2 separate regions of the Homo sapiens genome follow, and region 2 is linked to region 1. Evidence: chromatin loops called from intact Hi-C (ENCODE). Cell type or tissue: endothelial cell of umbilical vein. All regions are shown on one strand. Each heading gives the region's core, and the rest is flanking DNA. Links, peaks and the distances in the headings are about the cores only. Region 1 overlaps PPARD (peroxisome proliferator activated receptor delta). Region 2 overlaps PPARD (peroxisome proliferator activated receptor delta).

Region 1 (16,312 bases), core at 3,688-11,687:
ACAAAGACAAAATTACAAGAAATGCCCCAACACGAGCATATGCTCACGGACTGCACAGATTCAAGGAGGAAGTGCCAGAAACCCTGCCTGCCCCAGCATCTGCACAGGCATCCACAAAGGGTTTCTGTCATGTTATCTCTTTTTCTTCCAACATCCGGTGCTGTGAGTTTTATTGTCCCTGTTATAAATGCCTCCAGGAGTGGCAGGTCCTGCCCAGCCCCATCAGCCAGTTGGTGCTGCAGTCAGGACACCCAGGCAGCCTGAGGACTGCCAGATGTGCAGAGAGCTATCGCGTGCCTGCTGCGTGCCCAGCACCTCACACAGCTCTCAGTGTCTGACCACGCTGGTGCCCTGGTGGACAAAGTTCCTGCCCTTGTGGCCCTTTTGTCTAGTGGGTGGCTTCCAACAATGAACACACACAGGATATGTCAGGCGGTGACAAAGGCTACTGAGAAGACCAAAGCGGCTTCACCCTCCCAGAGCACAGCTTTTCCCTCCCAGGCCCGAGAGATGTAGGGAGCCCACTGTCCCAGTCTGGGTCAAGAGGAACAGTTACAACACCTTGGAATGACTGAAGTTGGGAGCTAAGGTGCCAGGACAAGACAGGCCATTTTAGGAACCAGAGACTTGTGTTACCCCTAAACCTCACCAGCCAGGAGGGGAGCAGCCCACTGGGTCCTCTCTGCCACAGTTGGGTGCTTCTTGTGCTCCCCCTCCTGTGGTCAGGATAGGGGAAGCAGGCTTTCCTGCTGCCACTCCTAGGACCCAAGGGGAAGCTGGGGGAGTGGGGAGACCATGTGGGAAGGATGGAGTGCACTTTGATTGGTAGCAGGTGGATAGGTACTCCCATGGTGGGGAAATCAAAGTTGCTTGGCCTGTGTAGTAGACAGGTATTACCACAGGCCTGGAAAACATTAGCCTGGGTTTATCTCTGTGGCTTCGGTCCCCCAACATCCCCTTCTACTCAAAATGGCTGATTCTCTGGTTTGGAGGTTTGGCACCTGCTTTTGGGGAGGTTGCTCAGTCATTAGAGAAGAGTGCAGAGGTTGGACGGTCATCATGGCAGAGGTAGGACAGCTGGTATGTGGGGCCATGAAACCAGCTTTGGGCTAGGAGTCAGGAAGCTGAGACTCAGTTCAGGTCCCCTTTCCAAGATGAAGAGATCATTTCCGAGTGTCCAAAGGGCACTGGGAAGAGAATCCTAGCAGTTCTTATGAAATCATCTGACAGCAGATATATCCTGAAGTCATAGCCTTAGCAAACTGCCTTTCTCGCCAACACACTCAACACCCCGTGGTTCAAACATCTATACGTCTGATAGAAAAACTTGGAGAAATTCAGTGTGTTGCTTAATCAATATGACTGATACCTAAGCTGTTCTACTCAAGAAGTTTTCATGGGAATGAACTTGAGCTTCTTGAAGAGATTGTTTACAGCATCCCTGGAGTCTATGCAAGAATAGAACTTCCTGTGGGGGATGGTGGGGAGGCTAGCTCTGCAGAGGTCTACAGTCCTGCAGTTTCTGCAAAACACGTTGCACACATCTCCATATGGGCCACACGGTGGCAACCTCTGAACCAGGAGAGCTGCTTCCTAAGGGCTAAGACCCTCTGTCTGCTTTCTCTCTCTTGCTTTCCTCCCAAAACACAGCCATCCTCCTCCCCACTGCTACCCCATGGTGAGTTCAGCCCAGGAAGCCTCTGACCCAGCCCTGATGGTAATAGCTGCTGTGTACTGGACATCTTCTGTATGTTAGGCTCTGGGAGAAATGCTGTGGAGACTTTTTGCCCATCCTCCCAGAGAAGCTGTCAGTACCCCCTGTTCTAGGTGAAGAAACTGGTCCTCAGAAAGGTTGACTCCCTGAGGCCACACAGCTGTTAAGTGGCTGAGGCGAGGGCTGTGGGGCTGTTCCCACGCCCTGGCTTCCAGGCCTGGCAGCATGTGGAGCTGCCCCTCCATCGTGTGTCCGCAGACCTCTCCCGGAGCTCCTCGCCACCCTCACTGCTGGACCAACTGCAGATGGGCTGTGACGGGGCCTCATGCGGCAGCCTCAACATGGAGTGCCGGGTGTGCGGGGACAAGGCATCGGGCTTCCACTACGGTGTTCATGCATGTGAGGGGTGCAAGGTACGGACTGGGGGGAGCGGTGGCTGGCCACTGAGGCTGTGGTCACATGGTGAATTGACCCTCCACAAAGCTTTCCTTGCCTTGGGGTGGGGCCCTGACTGTACCTATTGCAGAATTCCTGCCCAGGAGGCAGCCAGGCCCTTGTGCTCCAGACCTCAGCTCTGGGCACTGCAGGAGAAGAGGGGGTTCCCTTGTCAAGCCTACCCTGCTGGGCACCTGTGTTGACCCAGCTCTGTGGGTGATTGTGTCCCCCTGGGGACCAGGCAGCTAGGGCAGAATGAGGGTCTTGGGCTGAGCCATCGTCTTACCTGAGGTCTGGGTTTCTTGTTTCTCAAGGCTCAAAGCGGGCTCTGAGAAAAAAGGACAGACATTTGTTTTTCCAGTGATATTTGTGGGTCCTTCCTAACTTCACACCCATCAAAATCTCACAGATTATTTTATTGAATCACCACCTCACAAATACACAGAACCAGATACATTTATGAAGAAATCAAGTTAGCCGTGAGACAATCTTATGTTACCAAACTAACAAAGAAGCTTTTTTTTTTTTTTTTTTTTTTTTTGAGATGGAATCTCGATCTGTCGCCCAGGCTGGAGTGCAGTGGCGTGATCTCAGTTAACTGCAACCTCCACCTCCCGGGTTCAGGAGATTCTCCTGCCTGAGCCTCCAGAGTAGCTGGGATTACAGGTACATGCCACCATGCCTGGCTAATTTTTGTATTTTTAGTAGAGATGGGGTTTCACCACATTGGCCAGGCTGGTCTCGAACTCCTGACCTCAGGTGATCCACCTGCCTTGGCCTCCCAAAGTGCTAGGATTACAGGTGTGAACCACTGTGCCTGACCCAATTTTTGTAGTTTTAATAGGGACGGGGTTTCACCATGTTGGCTAGGCTGGTCTTGAACTCCTGACCTCAGGTGATCCACCCACCTCGGCCTCCCAAAGTGCTGGGATTACAGGCGTGAGCCACTGTGTCCAGCCCCAACAAAGAAGCTTTAGGACTTCTTTAGACATTTAAAATAGTTGTGTTTTTTTTTTGTTTTGTTTTGTTTTATTTTGTTTTGTTTTGTTTTGAGATGGAGTTTCACTCTTGTTGTCCAGGCTGGAGTGTAATGGCGCGATCTTGGCTGACTGCAACCTCCACCTCCCGGGTTCAAGCGATTCCCCTGCCTCAGCCTCCTGAGTAGCTGGGATTACAGGGGTGTGCCACTACACCCAGCTAATTTTTCTGTATTTTTAGTAGAGACGGGGTTTCACCATGTTGGCCAGGCTGGTCTCAAACTCCTGACCTCAGGTGATCCGCCCACCTCGGCCTCTCAAAGTGCTGGGATTACAGGCGTGAGCCACTGTGCCTGAACTAAAATAGTTTTAATTAAAGTTTTAGAATTACTTTCCTTCTCCATCTCCCCTCCAAAAAAATTTCTTCTCGTTACTTCCAAATGTCAGGAGTGTTTACACCTTATACATAATCGGGCCCTTTGGCACAGCCTCCCTCCCACCTCCTGGTGGCCTTTCCTCACCTGTTCTTGGTGCTTCAGGGCTTCTTCCGTCGTACGATCCGCATGAAGCTGGAGTACGAGAAGTGTGAGCGCAGCTGCAAGATTCAGAAGAAGAACCGCAACAAGTGCCAGTACTGCCGCTTCCAGAAGTGCCTGGCACTGGGCATGTCACACAACGGTGAGAGCTGACCAGGGCAACTCACGGGCTGCTGGCTCCACACAGCCTGAAACCAAGGTCCAGGGAGCCCTTGGGGCAGCCTAGAGGGGGCACCTGTAGAGCAGTGCCTGGCGCACAGTAAGCACCATGGCTGTTGGCTGTTGGCTTTGCTGATCTGGACCTTGGATCTTAGAGCCTAAGACCTGCCACTTCCTCAGACTGCCAGCATCTACCATGGGTCCCAGGCGTGGGGTAGTGTTTACCTCCCTATACCTGAGGTTTACGCATTCTGGCCCAGAAGGGAACTGATAATTGATACCAGCTTGAACAATTTGGGGAACACCAGTCCCAGAAACTCAAGCCTGTCTCAGATGACCTGACACAGCATGAAAGCTACTGCCAAGGCCAGGTGGCCCTTCTTGGTTATAGAAGGCAGGCAGTAACCAGTAAGTAACCACATTTGTCAACTGCCAGGAGCCAGGCAGAAGTTTCTTGGAGGTCACCCACTCCCAGGAGACAGAGCCTTCTCTGCCCTGTGCTCCAGGCCTCCTGCAGAGCCTTGTCTTCGGACCCCAGGGTAGGATATTGCAAAGCCCACCTGTCCCCTCAGTACCTCTCTGAGTAAGACCCCTAGAGGACAGGGGAGAGCCTCTTGTGATCTCTACAGGCAGGTTAGCTGCTTGGCCAGCTTTTACCCAGGGATGCCCTAACTGCCTTGCATCTTAGAGGGTAGCAGTACCTGAGCCCTCCATTTGCGGCTCTCCTGGGTAATGGGGTCTGGCAGGTCTGGGTTTGACTCCTTTCTTAGGAAATCTCGGAACTGACTGAATCCCTCTCCTTACGCTAACTCCAGGAGAAGTCGAATTCGTATCCTACTCAATTACTAATGACAACAATTTTTGAGTGCTTACTATGTGAGGATTCTTATTTAATTGATCTAATAACTCAGTAAGTTTTAAAAAGTATTAGCCTCATTTTTCTGATTAAAAAAGAAAAGTGGCCAGGTGCAGTGGCTCACACCTGTAATCCCATCACTTTGGGAGGCCAAGGTAGGAGGATTGCTTGAGTCCAGGAGTTTAAGACCAGCCTGAGCAACATAGTGAGACCTCATCTCTACAAAAAAAAAAAAAAAAAAAAAAAAAATTTAGCCAGGCTTGGTGGCGTGCACCTGTAGTCCCAGCTACTCAGAAGGCTGAGGCGGGAGGATCACTTTAGCCCAGGAGGTCAAGGCTGCAGTGAGCCATGATTGTGCCACTGTACTCCAGCCTGGATGAGAGTGAGACCCTGTCTCAAAACAAAAAAAGAAAAAGGCTGGGCATGGTGGCACATGCCTATAATCCTAGCACTTTGGGAGGCCAAGGCGAGTGGATCACCTGAGGTCAGCAGTTCAAGACCAGCCTGGCCAAGATGGTGAAACTCTGTCTCTACTAAAAAAAAAATACAAAAATTAGCCAGGCATGGTGGTGGGCGCCTATAATCCCAGCTACTCGGGAGGCTGAGACAGAGAATTGCTTGAACCCGGGAGGCAGAGGTTGCAGTGAGCCGAGATCGTGCCACTGCACTCCAGCCTGGGAGACAGAGCGAGACTCTGTCTCAAAAAAAAAAAAAGAAAAGAAAAAGAAAAGTGAAGGAGTCTGCCCCAAGTCACAAAGCTAGTAAACTGCTGAGCTGGAACTCAAGCCCAGGCCTTTGTCACCAAAGTCTGTCTTACCCCAGCTAGCGTAGCTCAGTCACTCAGTAAGTTAGAGTCCTTGTGTGCTGGGCACTGTGAACAAAACAGACAAAATCACTGCTCTTGCAAAGATACACCAAAAAAAAAAAAAAATCACATCTTGTGGAGCTTGCGATCTGGAGGGGCCACCCCATCATTCCTACCTTGCTGACTCTAGAGCTTCTGGGGGCCTTAGGCTCCAAAAGGATTTGGCCCATGCACCTGTAAAGGGATGGGGATGTCAGAGGTGCTGGGGCCTGCCTGGGCTCCTTGCTGACTGCCCCCTTCCCTGTGCAGCTATCCGTTTTGGTCGGATGCCGGAGGCTGAGAAGAGGAAGCTGGTGGCAGGGCTGACTGCAAACGAGGGGAGCCAGTACAACCCACAGGTGGCCGACCTGAAGGCCTTCTCCAAGCACATCTACAATGCCTACCTGAAAAACTTCAACATGACCAAAAAGAAGGCCCGCAGCATCCTCACCGGCAAAGCCAGCCACACGGCGGTGAGTGTTGCTGCTGCTTGGCCTGGCAGCATCCTGGGCTCTGGGTCCCACTGCCGCCTGCCTGACTCCGGGAGAGCCAGGCCTTCTCCCTCCCTCAACTTCATGGTGCAGGCAAGGGACATGGGGAGCACAGGGTGGGGGTCTCCCGAGGCCTGATCTCTAACGGGGCCTGGTTTTCAGCCCTTTGTGATCCACGACATCGAGACATTGTGGCAGGCAGAGAAGGGGCTGGTGTGGAAGCAGTTGGTGAATGGCCTGCCTCCCTACAAGGAGATCAGCGTGCACGTCTTCTACCGCTGCCAGTGCACCACAGTGGAGACCGTGCGGGAGCTCACTGAGTTCGCCAAGAGCATCCCCAGCTTCAGCAGCCTCTTCCTCAACGACCAGGTTACCCTTCTCAAGTATGGCGTGCACGAGGCCATCTTCGCCATGCTGGCCTCTATCGTCAACAAGGACGGGCTGCTGGTAGCCAACGGCAGTGGCTTTGTCACCCGTGAGTTCCTGCGCAGCCTCCGCAAACCCTTCAGTGATATCATTGAGCCTAAGTTTGAATTTGCTGTCAAGTTCAACGCCCTGGAACTTGATGACAGTGACCTGGCCCTATTCATTGCGGCCATCATTCTGTGTGGAGGTGAGTGAGAGTGGGGCAGGTGGGCTGGCCTGGCACACCCAGTCGTCCTGGGGGTTGGCCCTCACTGCAGGGCACTGTGCCTGAGCTCTGACAGTGTGGGGAAGTGTCCCTGTGATCTTGGCAGTGGAACATGCAAGGCACTGACTGAGCATGCAGGATCAGCTCCATCTCATTATGTACGTAGATAGAGGTGGAGACAGGAAAAAGACTAAGCCAGACGTGGTGGCTCACACCTGTAATCCCAGCACTTTGGCAGGCCGAGGCGGGTGGATCACTTGAGGTCAGGAGTTCGAAACCAGCCTGGCCAACATGGTGAAACCCCGTCTCTACTAAAAATACAAAAAATTAGCCAGATGTGGTGGCACGCGCCTGTAATCCCAGCTACTTGGGAGGCTGAGCCAGGAGAATCGCTTGAACCCGAGAGGTGGAGGTTGCAGTGAGCCAAAATCCCACCACTGCACTCCAGCCTGGGTGACAGAGTGAGACCCTGTCTCAAAAAAAAGGAAAAGGACTAACAGGCAGTATGCTGTCATGTTAATGTGGGGTGGAAAAATTGTCTGCATTTTTTCTGCATTTTTAAAATTCCAACACAATAAATACAATAATAACTATGCTAACTAACAGTGGTCTAGAGCTTACTTCATGCCAGGCACTGTTCTTTTCATCGATGATGACTCACTTGATCCTCACAACAACCCTGTGCAGGAAGAATGTTTTGTGTCTCCATTTTACACATCAGAGAGGCTGAATGACCTGCCTATAGCCTCACAGGCAGACACAGGATTTGAATTAAGCATTGAGTCTCTTAACCACAATACTACGTTGCCTAATCGGGGGGGAGGTGGGGACAAATTGGCAAAAAACAAAAGAAGTGGATTAAGACCAGGGGTAGGGAGATTAGAACACCCAGTGGAGCATTGCTGATGGGACAGGGCTTGGTCTGTCACGGCCAAGGAGGCCTGCCGTCCCCTGGGCCAAGTCACCTCTTGGGGTGGAAGTAGGGGAGCTCCACTGCCTTTCTGAGCTCCCTGGCGTGCCCTGTGTCCCCACAGACCGGCCAGGCCTCATGAACGTTCCACGGGTGGAGGCTATCCAGGACACCATCCTGCGTGCCCTCGAATTCCACCTGCAGGCCAACCACCCTGATGCCCAGTACCTCTTCCCCAAGCTGCTGCAGAAGATGGCTGACCTGCGGCAACTGGTCACCGAGCACGCCCAGATGATGCAGCGGATCAAGAAGACCGAAACCGAGACCTCGCTGCACCCTCTGCTCCAGGAGATCTACAAGGACATGTACTAACGGCGGCACCCAGGCCTCCCTGCAGACTCCAATGGGGCCAGCACTGGAGGGGCCCACCCACATGACTTTTCCATTGACCAGCCCTTGAGCACCCGGCCTGGAGCAGCAGAGTCCCACGATCGCCCTCAGACACATGACACCCACGGCCTCTGGCTCCCTGTGCCCTCTCTCCCGCTTCCTCCAGCCAGCTCTCTTCCTGTCTTTGTTGTCTCCCTCTTTCTCAGTTCCTCTTTCTTTTCTAATTCCTGTTGCTCTGTTTCTTCCTTTCTGTAGGTTTCTCTCTTCCCTTCTCCCTTGCCCTCCCTTTCTCTCTCCACCCCCCACGTCTGTCCTCCTTTCTTATTCTGTGAGATGTTTTGTATTATTTCACCAGCAGCATAGAACAGGACCTCTGCTTTTGCACACCTTTTCCCCAGGAGCAGAAGAGAGTGGGGCCTGCCCTCTGCCCCATCATTGCACCTGCAGGCTTAGGTCCTCACTTCTGTCTCCTGTCTTCAGAGCAAAAGACTTGAGCCATCCAAAGAAACACTAAGCTCTCTGGGCCTGGGTTCCAGGGAAGGCTAAGCATGGCCTGGACTGACTGCAGCCCCCTATAGTCATGGGGTCCCTGCTGCAAAGGACAGTGGGCAGGAGGCCCCAGGCTGAGAGCCAGATGCCTCCCCAAGACTGTCATTGCCCCTCCGATGCTGAGGCCACCCACTGACCCAACTGATCCTGCTCCAGCAGCACACCTCAGCCCCACTGACACCCAGTGTCCTTCCATCTTCACACTGGTTTGCCAGGCCAATGTTGCTGATGGCCCCCTGCACTGGCCGCTGGACGGCACTCTCCCAGCTTGGAAGTAGGCAGGGTTCCCTCCAGGTGGGCCCCCACCTCACTGAAGAGGAGCAAGTCTCAAGAGAAGGAGGGGGGATTGGTGGTTGGAGGAAGCAGCACACCCAATTCTGCCCCTAGGACTCGGGGTCTGAGTCCTGGGGTCAGGCCAGGGAGAGCTCGGGGCAGGCCTTCCGCCAGCACTCCCACTGCCCCCCTGCCCAGTAGCAGCCGCCCACATTGTGTCAGCATCCAGGGCCAGGGCCTGGCCTCACATCCCCCTGCTCCTTTCTCTAGCTGGCTCCACGGGAGTTCAGGCCCCACTCCCCCTGAAGCTGCCCCTCCAGCACACACACATAAGCACTGAAATCACTTTACCTGCAGGCTCCATGCACCTCCCTTCCCTCCCTGAGGCAGGTGAGAACCCAGAGAGAGGGGCCTGCAGGTGAGCAGGCAGGGCTGGGCCAGGTCTCCGGGGAGGCAGGGGTCCTGCAGGTCCTGGTGGGTCAGCCCAGCACCTGCTCCCAGTGGGAGCTTCCCGGGATAAACTGAGCCTGTTCATTCTGATGTCCATTTGTCCCAATAGCTCTACTGCCCTCCCCTTCCCCTTTACTCAGCCCAGCTGGCCACCTAGAAGTCTCCCTGCACAGCCTCTAGTGTCCGGGGACCTTGTGGGACCAGTCCCACACCGCTGGTCCCTGCCCTCCCCTGCTCCCAGGTTGAGGTGCGCTCACCTCAGAGCAGGGCCAAAGCACAGCTGGGCATGCCATGTCTGAGCGGCGCAGAGCCCTCCAGGCCTGCAGGGGCAAGGGGCTGGCTGGAGTCTCAGAGCACAGAGGTAGGAGAACTGGGGTTCAAGCCCAGGCTTCCTGGGTCCTGCCTGGTCCTCCCTCCCAAGGAGCCATTCTGTGTGTGACTCTGGGTGGAAGTGCCCAGCCCCTGCCCCTACGGGCGCTGCAGCCTCCCTTCCATGCCCCAGGATCACTCTCTGCTGGCAGGATTCTTCCCGCTCCCCACCTACCCAGCTGATGGGGGTTGGGGTGCTTCCTTTCAGGCCAAGGCTATGAAGGGACAGCTGCTGGGACCCACCTCCCCCTCCCCGGCCACATGCCGCGTCCCTGCCCCGACCCGGGTCTGGTGCTGAGGATACAGCTCTTCTCAGTGTCTGAACAATCTCCAAAATTGAAATGTATATTTTTGCTAGGAGCCCCAGCTTCCTGTGTTTTTAATATAAATAGTGTACACAGACTGACGAAACTTTAAATAAATGGGAATTAAATATTTAAGAGCTGACTGGAAGCTGACTCAGTTACTTGCATGTTTTTCCTGGGGCTTACAGGGCTCCACGCCTCCTCCACATCCAGTACTGGAGGGCAAAGGAGGCTTTGGGCTCCAAAACCCTCCCCTGCCTCCACCTCGCTTTGCTCACCGCTTGTCAGTCAGGTGGACGACTATGCCATTTCCGCCCTGCAGAGAGAATTTGGGGTGTGAGGGGACAAAGGACTTGTGGTGCCCTGGCCTCACCTGGTGGAGCACTTGGGGTCTGGGGAAGGGGAAGGCCCCTGGAGGAGGCGGATGCAGGACTCAATAGATCAAAGCCAGTTTTTCATCACCACAAGAGATCACGGCTTTCCTCTCCTTTGCTGCCACCCAGCTCTCTCCTGTCTTTCCTGAGTGCCATCTCCCCAGCGGTCCAGTCGAGCCCAGCCCCCGGCAGCCATGGGTTTGTTTGCAGTGTGAGGCCAGGTCAGGGTGTGTAACAGAGTATGTGTTTAGTCAGGAAAAAACTACAGCTAAATATTTCCAAATGGGGAATGTACTGCAGGGAGTTGTTACAAAAGTATTGGAAGTACTGAAAGATCAATAGGGGGAAATAGGAGTCATCCAGAGATGACTAACTGCAGGAAGCCATTCTCACCTCCAGGGCTGAATGGGAAAATGGTATTCAGGGCCCACCGTTGCTACAACACACACTGACACTGCGGCGACCCAGGAGCCTGAAGTCACCAGTTGATTTGACTGTAGAACCAGACTGCTGGTGCCTGAGTTCACGCAGATGGTACATATGGGGCCACCAGAGTGCCCGAGGCCACCACCACTGCTGCCCCTGGAACCTCACTGCTTGAGTGCTGTAGCCCCATAACTCATAGCCTGGTCTCAGCTGCTTCTGCCAGAAGTGCTGTCAGAGTTTGGGGTTGGGGAAGCAAAGGATTCTTCCTTCTGCCTATCTTCCAGTCTGTTGCTTTTACCTCCCATTGGGGGAAAAAAATGCATGGTAGTCTAGGAAATGGAGTTTGTAGACTTCCAGCCCTTGCAGCATAGAGGAGCATGTGGAAGGGTGGGAACTGAACCAAGCGTCTGCAGGCAAACAACTAGCACAGCGTACAGGCACCAGCCCCAGTGTGAGGGATCCCAGAGGCCCACAGCTAAGGGATGGTCACTACAGCACTTGCCTCCTTGTTTTCTTTCTTTGCTGGTCATCTTGGCAGAGCAATCTGAATTGTCAGGTCCCATATGGTTCATCTCAGTCCAGAGAGTGACAGCCCCAGGGGAACAGGAGGAAAAGAGGAGAAGGAAGAAAAAAAGGGGTGCTTGGAACCAGGGCATCTCTGAAATTGGTAGCCTTTTTTATAATGGAATCCTCTGGTTTACTTGGTGTTATAAGTAAAATGTTTATTCAGAAACAGAATGCTTGTTCCTTGGAACTATAAGGAAAAATTAGCATTTAGACAAAAAGTTTTCTCAGCAAGGCAATTTTACTTTCTGCAGGAAGGGTGTTCCTCACAGATGGAACAATGGCGAGAGCACACACGAACAAAGGAGGGAAGCAATTTTTATCCTTTATGCAGCTTGTCCCTGCTACTGTGTCCTGTCTCCATTGGCTGAAGCCAGACCACACAATCTAAGCTAAACCTGACTGGCTAATAACTTAAAACTTTCCTAAATAGGTGAAGGCAAGGGAGAACAAAGGAAAAGAGGAAGTTGCTTGCAAAAGGACTTAGAAAAGTAATAACCAAATATCTGGTTAAAGTACAAGGACATAGAATGTACTAATTCCCTTATATCTAACAGCTACACAGGATAGGGCTTAACAAAGAGTTATTAGCACAAAACAAGGTGGCTTGAAGGAAGTTAGTCTTTAAAAGAAACTATTATTTCTAACACTTATGATTTATTTTTTAACAAGAAGGGAAACTTTGAAGAGGAACCTTTTTTACTTTCTACACTTGGTTTATTTTACTCACCTCCCTATTCTTTCCCACACTATCAAATGGGGAAAAAATAGTCAAAGACTGTGTGTGTCTCAGTTGTTAAAGGCCAGTCCTCTTCCCAGCACTGAAGAACCCAGTATACTAAATAACCAGTTCTCACTCAGTTCAGAGAGTCGAAGCTGTCTCAACCACTTTGCCTGGCTTCTGGTGCTGCAAAGAGCATCATATGACTCTGGCCCCCGTTGTTACTACCCTAATTGCTATTCCTTATTAAGCAGCTATTCATGCATTATACATACATCACCTCTAATCTTATAAGGTAAACATTATCACCTGTCATTTTACAGAGGAGGAAGCGCAATGAGAGATTAAGGGGTGTGCCTGTGGTCACAGCTAGGAAGAGGCATGGCCGGTATTCCATCCGCAGCCTTAGGATCTCTGCTTTTCAGCCAGGATCAAAACTTTGGGGAAAACAGTTGGTCACCTGGTCTCTTTTTAATAATGCTCAGGACAAATGAATCAAGCATTTAAACTAAAAAAAGAAGAAAGCAAACTTAGGAGACTTAGAAGATTCTCTTGGCAATAATTCTATAAACCTAAAAGTATTCTGAAATTAGAAGTTTATTAGAGAGATAGCCGGGCACGGTGGCTCACGCCTGTAATCCCAGCACTTTGGGAGGCCAAGGCGGGTGGATCATGAGGTCAGGGGATCGAGACCATCCTGGCTAACACGGTGAAACCCCATCTCCACTAAAAATACAAAAAATTAGCCAGGCATGGTGGTGGGCGCCTGTAATCCCAGCTATTCGGGAGGCTGAGGCAGGAGAATAGAGTGAACCCAGGAGGCGGAGCTTGCAGTGAGCCGAGATCGCACCACCGCACTCCAGCCTGGGCGACAGAGCGAGACTCCGTCTCAAAAAATAAAAATAAAATAAAAAATACATTAAAAAAAAAAAAAGAAATCAAGGTTGGGCGTGGTGGCTCACACCTGTAATCCCAGCACTTTGGGAGGGTGAGGCGGGTGGATCACCTGAGATCAGAAGTTTGAGGCCAGCCTGGCGAAACCCTGTCTCTACTAAAAACACAAAAAATTAGCCAGACGCAGTGGCACATGCCTGTGGTCCCAGCTGCTCCAGAGGCTGACACAGGAGAATCTCTTGAACCTGGGAGATGGAGGTTGCGGTAAGCTGAGATCGAGCCACTGCACTCCAGCGTGGGCGACAGAGCAAGACTTCGACTCAAAAAAAAAATCAAAACATAAGAAAGGAATAATTTGCTTTGTTTGTTTTTTTGTTTTGAGATGTAGTCTCGCTCTGTAGCCCAGGCTGGAGTGCAATGGCATGATCTCGGCTCACTACAAACTCTGCCTCCCAGGTTCAAGCAATTCTCCTGCCTCAGCCTCCCAAGTACCTGGGATTACAGGTGGCCGCCACCACGCCCGGCTAATTTTTGTATTTTTAGTAGAGATGGGGTTTCACCATGTTGGTCAGGCTGGTCTTGAACTCCTGACCTCAGGTTATCTGCCCGCCTCAGCCTCCCAAAGTGTTAGGGTTACAGGCGTGAGCCATTGCGCCCAGCCAATTTGCTTTTTTAAGAAAAAAAAAATTAAGAAATGCCTGGAACTTCTAAGAAAAAAAAAAAAACCTGAATGAGTTAAAAATTAGACACAGCTAGAGATTATTTTTTGCTCCTCAAGAAGGATCTGTAGAAATTTTCGGCCGGGCATGGTGGCTCACGTCTGTAATCCCAGCACTTTGAGAGGCCGAGGTGGGCGGTTCATGAGGTCAGGAGTTCGAGACCATCCTGGCCAACATGGTGAAACCCTGTTTCTACTAAAATACAAAAAATTAGGCAGGCGTGGTGGTGCACGCCTGTAGTCCCAGCCCCTTGGGAGGCTGAGGCAGGGGAATTGCTTGAACCCGGGAGGCGGAGGTTGCAGTGAGCCAAGGTCATGCCACTGTACTCCTGCCTGGTGACCGAGCAAGACTCCGTCTTAAAAAAAAAAAAAAAAAGAAAGAAAATTTCCAGAAAATAACACAGGGAAATCAAGATGTAGAAAATATGGAAAGAATATCAATAAAAATTCTCATACACTGCAGAAGGGAGAAGTTGTGCTGTACGATCAATTTGAAAAACAATTTGGCAAAATCTAGTCAAGTTGAAGGTGCACACACTCTGTTACCCTGCATTTTCCTATTAAAATGTGCCTGTGGATGCTACCGGGCACCACCCAGATCCCACCCCTCAGGACCCAGCTGCTGGGGGTATCGGCTGCTGAATTCAAAGCTGAGTTCCTCTCAGTGAATTGCCCTTACCAAAGGAAGCTGCCTCACCCAAGGATATGCACACGCCCTGCTCAGGGCAGCCTGTGTCCAACATGGGAGTACAAAGGCCAAGCCTTCTTGCCCGTTTTGGGACAACTGCAAAGACTGGCCCAGCTCCAGAGCTGAGGCTTCTCTTATAATTACATTGCAGCTTAACTTCAATGGTTAACTTAACTGGTTAGGGAGAATCCTCTGACCAATCCTGCTTCCTTCAGTTCCTTACAGGTGTTGTTCTAAAGAGCATTCCCCAGAAAGTGTTGTGCAAGTAAACTTCCAAATCTATTTCCTAGAGAAGCCATCCTGAGACAGTACCCTAGAGAGAAACCCATCAAATTACACCAAGACTTATATAAACGTTTACAGGAGCAATAGCAAACATTTGGAAACAATAAAAATGTTCATCAGGCTGGTGCAGTGGCTCATGCCTGTAATCTCAGCACTTTGGGAGGCCAAGGCAGGAGGATCACTTGGGGCCAGGAGTTCAAGACCAGCCTGGGCAACATAGTGAGACCCCCATCTCTCCAAAAAGTTTTGTTTTGTTTTGTTTTGTTTTGTTTTTGAGACGGAGTTTCACTCTTGTTTCCCAAGCTGGAGTGCAATGGCATGATCTCGGCTTACTGCAACCTCCATCTCCCAGGTTCAAGCAATTCTCCTGCCTTAGCCTCCCAAGTAGTTGATATAATCTCCCAAGAGATTATAGGCGTGCGCCACCACGCCTAGCTAATTTTTGGTATTTTTAGTAGAAACAGGTTTCACTATGTTAGCCAGGCTGGTCTCAAAATTCCTGACCTCAGGTGATACACCCACCTCAGCCTCCCAAAGTGCTGGGATTACAGGCATGAGCTACCATGCCCGGCCAAAACGTTTTTAAAAATTAGCCGGGCGTGGTGGTACATGCCTGTAGTCCCAGCTACTCGGGAGGCTGAGGGAGGAGGATCGCTTAAGCCCAGAAGTTTGAAGCTGCAGTGAGCTAAGATGGCACCACTGCGCTCCAGCCTGGGCATAGAGGGAGACACTGTTCCCCCAAAATATAAAGTATTAAAAACTTTTGCTACATACATTTAAAAATGTTCTGCCTGAAATAAAACACACCATAAGGAAGCAATTTTAAACCAACCATGTAAAAATGGCAAAACCTTTGGGCTAATTTCTTTATTATATAAAGAATAGTTATAGGCCGGGCATGGTGGCTCACGCCTGTAATCCCAGCACTTTGGGAGGCTGAGGCAGGTGGATCACCTGAGGCCAGCAGTTCGAGACCAGCCTGGACAACATGGTGAAACCCCACGTCTACTAAAAATACAAAAATTAGCTGGGCATGGTGGCGGGCACCTGTAATCCCAGCTACTCAGGAGGCTGAGGCAGGAGAATCACTTGAACCCGGGAGGCAGAGGTTGCAGTGAGGCAAAATCGTGCCATTGCACTGCAGCCTGGGTGACAAGATCAAGACTCCGTCTTAAAAAAAAAAAAAAAAAAAAAAAAAAGAACAGTTATAAATCAATGAGTAAAAGGTCAATCCAATTGAAAAATGAGCAAAGGATATGAACATAAAAGGAAATGCCTCTTAATATGAAAAGATGGCCGGGCGTGGTGGTTCACGCCTGTAATCCCAACACTTTGAGAGGCCAAGGCGGGCAAATCACCTGAGGTCAGGAGTTCGAGACCAGCCTGGCCAACATGGAGAAACCCCATCTCTACCAAAAATACAAAATTAGCCGGGCGTGGTGTTGAGCGCCTGTAATTCCAGCTACTCGGGAGGCTGAGGCAGGAGAATCGCTTGAACCTGGGAGAGACGGAGGTTGCAGTGAGCCGAGATCACGCCATTGCGCTCCAGGCTGGGTAACAAGGGCAAGACTCTGTCTCAAAAAAAAAAAAAAGAAAAATATGAAAAGATGCTTAACCTCATTCATAAGAGAAATGTAAATTAAAACTACAATGAGATACTGCTTTGTTTTTGTTTTTGTTTGAGACAGGGTTTTACTCTGTCACCCGGGCTGAGTGCAATGGCATGATCAGAGCTCACTGCAGACTGGACCTC
Region 2 (11,342 bases), core at 3,343-11,342, 56 kb before region 1:
GTGTCTCAGTGGCACCTGCTCCTCCACCCTGGCCCCACTCTTTCCATGATCTTTCCAGAGATTCTCTCTTTTTCTGCCTGATCTGCTTCCCTCACCTGGCAGTGCCCAGCCCCAGTAGTTTGACACATCTGGTATATCTGGCTACTGTGCTCTACTGACACCTGTGTGGCAGCAGCTGCACAGCTTCTTGGCATCTCCCTGGGCAGTAGGCAGGGATCCGAGCATAGAGGAAGATGTTCCATGCATCAGTAACTCAGATTCCGTTCCAGAAACGCATCTCAAAGCAAGGGAGAAAATTGAAGATGGGGTATTTTGTGGGGAACAAGCTATGCCTTCCTGTCACTTCTTACAGAATAAAATGGGGTCTCTGGCAGTAGGCAAGGAGAAGGCCTTTCTGAGCACTGAGGGTCAGTGGCTTCTCAGGTCTTTTCTGGGCCACTTTGGCCTGCACACAGGTTGGGCTAGGAATTCATGCTTAAAAGCAGGCTGATTTCCATAGGCTGTGCGTTCCTGTGGGCCTGCCTGGATCATATCTGTTCTGCTGTGATCCCAGGCCTGGTGAGACCCACTGGCTTCCTGTACGTCCCCTCAAAGCCTGCGCCACCGCCTCTCCCTTCACCACTCCCAAGCTATAATTAAGTTCCCATGTGAAACTGTATCCCTCAGCTGACACACGCTTGTAACTACAGCCCTGGCCATTGGACGGCTCATCTGGGGTGACTTCTGGGGCTGGTGCCTCAGCCTCCAGACGCTCTCCAGTAGGTCTGAGTAGGTGGTGTGGACCCACCAGGAAAGGGTGGATCCAGTGAGGCGGGGGCCAGGCCTTGCCCAAGAGTCAGAAAGTGGGAAGTCACGGGGGAGATGAAGGGCGAGTGAGCAGCTAGAAAGTGCCAGGGGACACAAAAATGGGGGAGACAGGCAGCCTTTTGGGGCTGGAGGGCATGGACAGGGTGACTGATGCCTGAGCCACAGGCAGAATGTGAGCAGTTTATTTTATTTTATATTCTACATATTTTTATAGCATAAAATTAAGATATAGTTCACATAACCAAATTCACCACTTTAAAGTGTGTACTTTGATGGTTTTTGTATATTAACTGTGTTTTATATATTATATTAAATTAATATATTTATATATTATATTAACGGTTTTATATATTATTTTAGCTGTGTTGTTTATATATTATATTAACTGTGTTCTATTAACCACTAATTCCAGGACACTTCTATCACCTAAAAAACCCTTTACCTGTCAGCAGTTACTCCATCCCTTGGCTGCTAATCTACTTCCCTTCTCTATGGCTTTCCCTATCCTGGACATTTCATATGAATGGAATTATATAATATGTAGCCTTTTGTGTCTGAACAATTTCACTTAGCATGTTTTCGAGGTTCATCCATGTTGTAGCATATAATAGTACTGTATTCCTTTTTGTGGCTGAGTATTCCATTGTGTGTATATATTCCATTTTATTTATTGGTAAATTGGTGGACATTTGGGTTGTTTCCATTTTTTGACTGCTGTGAACATTCATGTACAAGCTTTTGTGTGGACATATGCTTTAGGTTCTCTTGGGAATATACTTAGTGAAATTGCTGGGTCATATAGTATTCCATGTTTAACTTTTTTTTTTTTTTTTTTTTGAGACGGCATCTTGCTCTGTTGCCCAGGCTGGAGTGCAGTGGCACGATCTTGGCTCACTGCAACCTGAACCTCCCTGGTTCAAGCAATTTCCCTGCCTCAGCCACCTGAGTAGCTGGGATTACAGGTGCATGCCACCACGCCTGGCTAATTTTTTTTTTGTATTTTTAGTAGAGACGAGGTTTCACCGTGTTGGCCAGACTGGTCTCAAACTCCTGACCTCAGGCAATCTCCCCGCCTTGGCCTCCCAAGTGTTACTCTTTGTTTTTTGTTTGTTTTTTTTTTTGAGACGGGGTCTCACTCTGTCTGGAGTGCAGTGGCGCGATTTCGCCTCACTGCAACCTCCACCTCCTGGGTTCAAGTGATTCTTCTGCCTCAGCCTCCCGAGTAGCTGGGACTACAGGCGCATGCCACCATGCCCAGCTAATTTTTTGTATTTTTAGTAGAGACGGGGTTTCACTGTGTTAGCCAGGATGGTCTCGATCTCCTGACCTTGTGATCCACCCGCCTCGGCCTCCCAAAGTGGTGGGATTACAGGCGTGAGCCACCGCGCCCGGCCCCAAGTGTTACTCGTTAGGCAGATACCTGATACCTGTCTGCTATACTCACTGGTCTGCACCTTGCTTCACTTATTATATCTTGGCCATCTTTGCATACCAGACATGTAGAGCTTCCTTATTCTTTTTTTTTTTTTTTTTTTTGAGATGGAGTCTCGCTCTGTCACCCAGGCTGGAGTGCAGTGGCGCGATCTCAGCTCACTGCAAGCTCCACCTCCTGGTTCACACCATTCTCCTGCCTCAGCCTCCCGAGTAGCTGGGAATACAGGTGCTTGCCACCACACCCAGCTAATTTTTGTGTGTGTGTGTATTTTTAGTAGAGACAGGGTTTCACCGTGTTAGCCAGGAAGGTCTCGATCTCCTGACCTCATGATCCGCCCGCCTCGGCCTCCCAAAGTCCTGGGATTACAGGTGTGAGCCACCACGCCCAGCCCCTCATTCTTTTTTTTTTAACAGTTGGCTCATCCATTGTATGGATGTGCCAGTCTCTTCTTTTTTTTTTTTAGACAGATTTTTGCTCTGTCACCCAGGCTGGAGTGCAGTGGCATGATCTCGGCTTACTGCAACCTCTGCCTCCTGGGTCAAGCGATTCTCCCGCCTCAGCCTCCTGAGTAGCTGGGATTACAGGCATGTGCCATCATGCCCAGCTGATTTTTGTATTTTTAGTAGAGACAGGGTTTCACTTTGTTGGCCAGGCTGGTCCTGAACTCCTGATCTCAAATGATTTGCTCATCTCGGCCTCCCAAAGTGCTAGGATTACAGGCGTGAGTCACCATGCACGGCCTGGATGTGCCATTCTCTTATTCATTGATGAATGTGCAGGTGACTTCTAGTCTTTTTTGGCAATGAATAACCTTGTCATTTTACACACAGATAAACAGATTGACAATGCTTCTGTGTGATAGGTGCAGTAATGGAGATAGACACTGGGGAACTAGGGAAGGCTTCCAGAGGATAGTTAAGAAAGGCTCAGGGTGAGTGAGCGCTGGTATCTGAGTGGGCCTTGCAGGCCTGGCAGAATTTCAGCAGGCTGAGATGTTGTAGGAAGGGCAAATATGACTGAAGAAAAGAACAACAGCTCAGGTGTGACAGGGGAAATGAAGAGTATTAGTTATCTATTCCTGCATAACAAATTACCCCAAAACTTAGTAGCTTAAAACACTATCTCGCAGTTTCTATGGGTTAGGAGAGATTTACACAAATATGTGAATACCAGAAGGTGAGGATTGTTGCCAGCCATTTTAGAAGGCTGACTCTAATAGCAAGTTGCAGTAAGGATAGGATTGGCCAAGGCAACAGATGGAGCCATGATTGTGGACAATCTTACATACTTAGCTGAGAGGTTGTCAGAGATTGATCTGAGAACAGTGTGAGCCATGGAAGGTCTTTGAGCAGGAGAATAATGTGATAGTTGCTATACAGGACAATTAATCTGATAGCATTTATGCTAGAGGGGTCAAAATGGAGAGAGATACACAGGCAGAGGCCTAGATTAGGAGATGGCTATAGTAGTACAGGTGAGAAATTCCTGGCCTGTAGTACTAAATACTTTTTTTTTTTTTTAAGACAATCTCACTCTGTCACCCAGGCTGGAGTGCAGTGGCATGATCTCGGCTCACTGCAACCTCTGCCTCCCGGGTTCAAGCAATTCTAGTGCCTCAGCCTCCTTAGTGGCTGTGACTACAGGCGTGTACCACCATGCCTGGCTAATTTTTCTATTTTTAGTAGAAATGGGGTTTCACGGTGTTGGCCAGGCTGGTCTTGAACTCCTGGCCTCAAGTAATCCACCCACTTTGGCCTCCCAAAGTGCTGGGATTATGGGCGTGAGCCGCTGCATCCGGCCTCTGTATTAAATACTTTAGCTGCATATTCTTTCTTCGAAATGACCACAAAAAGAAGGTATTACTGATTAATATGCATATGGTCTTGCGTATGGCCAGACTTATGACTTGCGTATGGTCATAAAGGTAGTAAGTTGCAGAGCAGCACTCAGACCTGCCTGGCTTTGATGACCGTGCCTTGATGGCACTGGAAGTGGAAAGGTGGGGGTGACTGGGGAGGTGAGGTTTTGTCCGTTCCCTGGATGCTAAAAGGAAATGGAGGAGTGTAAGAGGTTGATTCTTTGAACCTGGATGGCTGGGGCAAAGATAACACTGTAACAGGAAGAAGAGAGGCCGGAGGGAACACTGATGTGATGGGAGAAGGTGAGTGATTTGGGAACATGGGGCATTTGTTGGCAGGGTCCTTCCCAATTATAGGGCGAGTATAAATAGTTCCTGTGCTTTGTGTATGAAGAGGTACCCTTGGCCCAAAAAGACTCTAAATGTGGAAAAAGGATATGGTGGTGTGGTGGTGGTTTGAACATTGGGTTTGCGCAGATAGTGATGGTAACTGGCACTGGCCTGCGCTTCAGACTTTCACAGCCCGTTCACTTCTGTTGAAACTCACACAACCCTATTCAGGTTATCATCATTCCCTATCTGATTGATGAGGAAACTAAGGCTCAGAAAAATCCATTTGCTCAAGGAGAAACAGTGTTTCAGTTACCTACTGCTGTGTAACAAATCACCTGTGAAACTCAGTAGTTTAAAACAACCACCATTTATCCTTTCTCTTGATTGTGTGAATTGGGTCCAGATGCTTGGTTCTGCCCCACATGATGTCGGCCAAGCTTGCCCATTTGTCTGTGTTTAGCTGCACTGTAATGTCCAAGGCAGCTTCTCTTTGCATGGCCTCTAATCCTTCAAGAGTCTATCCTGAACTTCTTGCAGCATGGCATCTGGGGGCCAAGACAGTGGAAGCCAGTCGTGTTGAGGCCTGGGCTCACGTCCCAGAACATCACCTCAATCATGTTCTATTGGTCAGAGCTGTCACTGGGCCAGCCCAGATTCCAGGTTGGGAACTAGACGCCACCTCTTGATGGAAAGAGTGGCAAAAGGTTTGTAGCCATATTTAATCCACAGACAGCCGGTAGTGGATACCTGGATTTGAACCCAGATCTGTGTGACTCAGACTCACAGTCTGTCATGCCATACTGCATCCCTTTCTGCTTCTGGTTCCTTGGGAGTTGCAAAGCTTGCTGGCTCTTTTGTGTGGTTGGAGAGGGCTGATTTTTCTTGTGGTCTCCCACAGTGGAAGTTGTACTAGTCATCCCCCTTTTCACAGATGAGCATCCAAGATCACTGTGTCTTAGGGAACCTTCCAAAATAGGTTTGCTCTAGGGATTTGCTAGCTTCCCCCAAGCTTCAGCAGTGATAGCCAGACATGCATGGAATTTCCCTGTGGAGTTTCCCTTTCTGCGCTTAGTGGCCTTTTGATGCACAGTGCTCACTGGGTGGGATTCCTGCTGCATTGTAGCCAGATGTGGAGGCTAGCCCTATTTTGAGTTATCCCAGATGGTATCCAGCCCAGTGAGTCCCATACTTGACTCAACTGGCATATTCACCAGGGAGTTTTGGGGAAAATGTAGATTCCTGGGCCTTCCTCATGCCTATTGAATTAGAATTCCCAGGGATGGCGTCCAGGAACCTGCCTTTAAAGCTCCCCATTGATTTGGGAGTACAGCCTGGTTGGGAAACCAATGACTTCCAGAGGCTGGCACCCTCCCTCAGCCCAGTCATTTCAGAAAGATGCCTTTGAAGTCACTGATCAGAGGAGGCCACATGGGAGAGAATGATTTGTCCAGAGGGCCTCACACTTCACAACCAGGAAGTGACTCCTGAAAGTGTCCAGGAAGTTTCTATTTGAATCTGCTCAAATCTTTGATGTTGTTTTGCATGCTTTGATAGTATCTGAGCTTTATGGTGGCCTCTGGGTGTTTTTCTTTGAAAGTGTTTGCAGAGAGTAGCAAGCTCTTCCAGCAGTCAGCAGACACTCCCTAACCAGGAGCTACTTGGTCTGATTTATTTGAAATATGAAATTCCTTTGCTTGGCTGTCTGGTTGGTATCTTTGGTGTGAAGAATATGACAACCCTAGAGATACCTAGGTTAGCACAGCAGTTGGACCTTTCTAGTCTTGTGCCTTGGACATACTTAAGGTACACTTGGAAAAGTAGATTTTAAAACCCTGGATAATTTGGTTTGCCAGTTAAATAAACTTCTATATTTTAGAATATTTGGAAAATAAAGATAAATATAAGGAAGACCATAAAATTACCTAGAACTTTCCTCTCAGAGAATTTCCACGGTTAATGTTTTGAATGGCTATTCATCCTTCCCCTCATGACCCTTCACACCCCCTCTTTTTGAAAACCATATTGAAGTCATATTGAATGTTACTTTTTAGCAGTTTTGTTGAGATGTAAGTCATAAAGTCCACCTGTTGACAGTGTGCAATTTGATGGTTTTTAGTATTTACAGAGTTGTACAACCATCACCACAATCTAGTTTTAGAACATTTTCTTAGTCCCAAAAAGACATCTTATAATCCATTAGCGTGCATTCCCGCCTCGATGCCCCATCCCGCCCTTACTCCAGCCCAAGACTACCACTCATCTGCTTTCTCTACGTACAGATTTACCTGTTCTGGACATTTCATATAAATGGGATCATACAATATGTGATCTTTTGTGATTGGCTTCTGTCACTGGACATAATCATGGTACTGTTTTGAAACCTGCTTTAAACATTTATATCCTAGCAATTTGAATATAGTTTTCAAGAATGCACTTTTAATAGCAGAGCGGTATTCATTCTTATGAGAATATCTAATCTTATTTAATCAGTCCTGCCAACAGACGTTTAGGTTATTTCTCATCTTTTGCTCTTATAGCCAGTGCTCTCTGCACTCAGAAATTATTTTGTTGATTTATTGGTTAATTGTCCGAATCTGTGACTAGAACAAAAGCTCTTTGAGAACAGTCACCTTCTCTGTCTCCCCTACTACTTGGCATAGTTCCTGGCACTTGGTAGGTATTCAGTTTTTAAAGGATGTGTATGTGTGTATATGTGCAAATTTTGAATGAATCAAAATGTAAGGATATTAATAAATGTTGCCATATTGCCAAATTCTAGAAAGTTGTACTAATTTACCCTCTCACTGCAGTATAAGGGTACCTGACTCCCTGTTCCTTTGAATCTGGGTTAATTTGTACAGGAAGTCCTGTGATCTTTTGAATGATGATATTCTCTGACCTGTCAACCAGTTAGTTTGGGAATTGATGCTGTCTGTGTCCTGACCCTGTCTGTGGGCCAGGAAGGGTCTGGCTGTTGGGAAAGATGGTGGTGTGTGGGAGCTCTAGCTGCCCGGGTCCTCATTGTGGCTCCGTGGTATTGTATCGTTTCCTGTTGCCCTTAGAAAGGCTGCATCGTGTTGTCTGGCCACTTCCTCTATTGTGTGCAGGCATGTTGGGGAGTGAGTAGAGTTGGGTGGATAAAGTATGTGTAAGAAGATACTGGTTATGGCTGCTGATTGGAGTGCCTTTTGAAGTCGTCAGGAGAGATGTCACTCTGGAAGTTCAGTGTCTTCAAAAATAGAAATGAAGAAATGCTTCCAGGAAGTCTGATGCAACTGGCCCAGTCTGCCCCCATCTGAGGGTGGTGGGCACCCACATGGCTGGTAAACGCTTCATGAGTCACCCACTGGCCACAGTCCCTGCTCCTCTCCACACACTTCCTGTCTGGAAAAGCCTGCTACCCGCCCATGGTGAAGAGTCACCCCAGAGAACTTGCCAGGGATGCAGGGCAGGTCTTCCCAGGTCACAGCAGCAGCCTCTCGCTCATGGGTTTCACAGCAGTTCTTCTCCCCAAGATGAGTTGTGGTAACTGCTTTTTAGATAAATATGTGGAATGGATGGTTGGGATTGGAAAAAAAAAGAGCGGCTAGATGGCAAGGCAGCTCTTGTGTGTAGCAGGGAGCTCACACGAGCCCCATGGTGGGGCAGTTAAGGCCCCAGAATTCACCTTCTCCAGCAGCTGGCTGCTCATTCTTTTCTTCTTCTCGTGGTTTTCCCATCACATTTCCCTTGGGGTTTCTTCCAGGCCTTCCCCTACTCACCCCACACCCTCTCAGAAGATGCTGCCTCATGTAACTTGGCCAAGCTCTCAAGCATTACAGATGCCTTTACCTTCTTTTCTTTGCATCTTAGAAATCACTCACATGTTGGTCTCTCTCACATAATTGCTTTTTATTATTACTTCAGCGGTTGCCAAGTGCCTACTCTATGCCTAGTACCTTGTTAGACTCGGGAATGATGCAGAAGAAAGAGACTGGACCCTGCCCCCTAGGAGGGTAAATGTCTGTTCTCCCATGGCCTCTGTTTCCCTTCCTCTCTGACTGCGCCTTTGCTGCCCTGGTTCCTCTTCCTCTTTCCGCTGCCTGAGTGTCAACATTCTTCAGGCTTCTGCCCTCTCTCCTCTCCCTCCACGCGCTTGTCCCTTCCTGTGGCTGTGACCATCTGCTCTTATAGCTACCAAATACTAAAGTTCTTTTCTCCTGAAAACCAGGTCCCTGTGTCCACCTGCCTGCTGGAGTGTGCAGCCTTAAAAGCAGAGTCCATCTTTGTCTCTGCTCTTTGCATATCCCCTTTCTGTTAATAATCCGTCATTCTCTCAGTTTCCCGGAGCCTTACTGACAGCTTTAAACCTCATTCCTCTGCCATGCACAGGTCGTTCCTCCCGTTCTTTTGAGTGTTTCTCCCCACTGATTTTCCTGCCTGTAGTGAGTTGGATGGTTGCCCCTCCAAAAGATATGTCCAAGTCCTAACCCCTAGAACCTGTGAACATGACCACCTTGTTTGGAAAAAAACTCATTGCAGAGATTCTTTCCTATGCTGCAGACGTACATGAACCTGTGCTCATTGACCTCCTCTCTGGGCCTGGCCTTGTTGGTCTCTGGCTTGAAATAGTGACTGTACTTCTAGTCCACACAGTGATTACATATTTATTACTCTGTTTGAGCTCCCCTAGTCCAAAGGCAAAGTTCACTGCCTGCCCTTTCCACTAACTCCTAGGTCAGACTTGCTAGGTTGTGTGCACAGCAGCTACAAGTGTGGTTTCTAAGGTGGGTCTGGGTTTGAATCCTGGTTCTGTCATTTATTAGCCAAGGGCCTTTGACAGATTGTAACCTTTCTGGGCTTCAGTTTCCTCTTCTGGAAAATGGAGCTAATGGATTGTTGTGAGAATTAGATTGCATAGTGTCTAGCACTGTGCCTGACACTCTGAGCTTTATTTTTATTTATTTTTATTTTTTGAGACGGAGTCTCGCTCTGTTGCCTAGGCTGGAGTGGAGTGGCATGATCTCGGTTCACTGCAACCTCCACCTCCCAGGTTCAAGCCATTCTCCTGCTTCAGCCTCCCGAGTAGCTGGGTTTACAGGCTCCCGCCACCATGCCCGGCAAGTTTTTGTATTTTTTAGTAGAGACGGGGTTTCACCATGTTGGCCAGGTTAGTCTTGAACTCCTGACCTCAGGTGATCTGCCCACCTTGGCTTCCCAAAGTGCTGGGATTACAGGTGTGAGCCACCACGTCCAGCCCACTCTGAGCTTTATAACCAGAGAGATGCTGTGGCTAGCCAAATCGCTCAACCTATACTTGGAGGATCCCAAGCTTGGATGAGTGTAAGAGCTGTGACTTAAATCCAGCCTACTTGTATGTCATTCTGCCACAGTTGTCTTTGTCTCTCCACAGTTTGTCCTGGAGCTGGGCATGGTGAGGGCTAAGACAATGGATTACAGAGCTACAGGTCTAGGAGGGCATGTGGAATTATGCCTATATGAGATAGATGACAAAGTGGGTAAGAGCATGTGCTCTGGAGTTAGACCTGGGTTCAGATTCAGGCTCTATGACCCTATCTCAGTGACCTTGGGAAACTTTTCTTTGCATCTCTGGGTCTCAGTTTTCTCATCTGTAAATTGGGAATAACAATGGTTCATACCTGTCTTAGTCTGTGCTGCTATAACAAAATTCCTGAGATGGGTAATTTATAAACAAAAGAAACTGATTTCTCACAGTTCTGGAGGCTGGGAAGTTCAAGATCAAGGCATTGGCAGACTTGATGTCTGGTGAAGGCTGCTGTCCACTTCCAAGATGGCACCTTGTTGCTGTGTCCTCCAGAGGGGATGAATGCTGTGTCCTTACATGGCAGAAGGGTGAAAGTGGCCCAGCTAGTTCCCTGGAGCCCTTTTATAAGAGCACTAATCCGTTCCTGAGGGCAGAGCCTTCATGACCTAAACACCTCCAAAGGCCACACCTCTTAATACCGTTGTATTGGGGATTAAGTTTCAACATGAATTTTGGAGGGTTCACAACATTCAAACCATAGCAATGTCTTATAGAGTAATCGGGATGATTAAATGAAAGAATGCCCATAAAACATTGAACACATGCCTGACTCTTTGTAAACAATAATTATTAGGTATCGCTATTATAGAGACCAGCTTCTGCTGTGGAGAGTGTTAAGTGCCTTGATGCCACAAGCCACTGGACACGCAGCTGCATGGATCAATGTACCCCTGTAATTATGTAACAAGGGGACATGGAGAAAAAAACATTTCCAATGTTGCCTCCTCTGTAACATGATTGTACCCCTAAACTGCACAGAGGAGCTTTCTGTTCTTTGAACTCCATAGCTGTTGGTACGTCTCTTGTGGGGTTTGCCATAGTCTGTCTTATACTATGACTGTTCTTCACTCTACGGTACATTTCTTTCTTTCTTTGTTTCTTTCTTTCTTTTTTTTTTTTGAGACAAAGTCTCCTTGTGTCATCCAGGCTGGAGTGCAGTGGTGCAATCTCAGCTCACAGCAGCCCTGACCTCCCCAACTCAAGCAATCCTCACACCTCAGCTTCCCAAGATGCTGGGACTGCTGGCATGTGCCACCACACCTGGCTAATTTTTTTTGTATTTTTTGTAGAAATGGGATTTCACCATGTTGCTCAGGCTGGTCTTGAACTTCTGGGCTCAAGCAGTCCACCCATCTCAGCCTACCAAAGTACTGGGATTGCAGTGTGAGCCACCACGCCTGGCCTACTGTATGTTTCTTGAGGTCAAGATTGGGCACTGGGTAACTGATTACTTGAATTGAACCTTGGGATTCAGCCAGTGAAAGTGGTCCACCTGGCAGTAGTGAACCTCTGGCTCCTGACCTCTGCTGCTGGTGAATCTGTTTCTCCTATGGCTGCACAGACACAGGGTTTCCTGCCTCCAA

What was found. A loop is a pair of places that touch in the nucleus more often than their neighbours do. Peaks named below come from ENCODE experiments on the same cell type or tissue, not always from the same donor. Only the 100,000 strongest peaks of a DNase experiment are listed, where the experiment ranks them.
Region 2: it touches region 1 in a loop (5-fold over the local background); 9 of 110 quality-filtered maps call a loop at or near these places.

The regions. Positions count from the first base shown.
Region 1 is chr6:35,418,155-35,434,466 of GRCh38, forward strand. PPARD (peroxisome proliferator activated receptor delta) reads left to right here. Exons shown (of 8, transcript NM_006238.5): 4 at 1,973-2,127; 5 at 3,666-3,804; 6 at 5,792-5,994; 7 at 6,175-6,625; 8 at 7,678-10,024. The coding sequence ends at 7,925. Among named protein-coding and RNA genes, the nearest start is that of FANCE, 26 kb to the right of the region's middle. In endothelial cell of umbilical vein, for the core only: no CTCF peak of the experiment used is centred there; DNase peaks (open chromatin) are centred at 7,307, 8,197, 9,997 and 10,577; H3K27ac peaks cover 4,918 bases.
Region 2 is chr6:35,362,808-35,374,149 of GRCh38, forward strand. The region is part of intron 2 of PPARD (peroxisome proliferator activated receptor delta); the gene reads left to right. Among named protein-coding and RNA genes, the nearest start is that of PPARD, 26 kb to the left of the region's middle. RefSeq lists enhancers at 7,553-7,802, 7,833-7,912, 8,252-8,511. In endothelial cell of umbilical vein, for the core only: no CTCF peak of the experiment used is centred there; a DNase peak (open chromatin) is centred at 7,774; H3K27ac peaks cover 1,903 bases.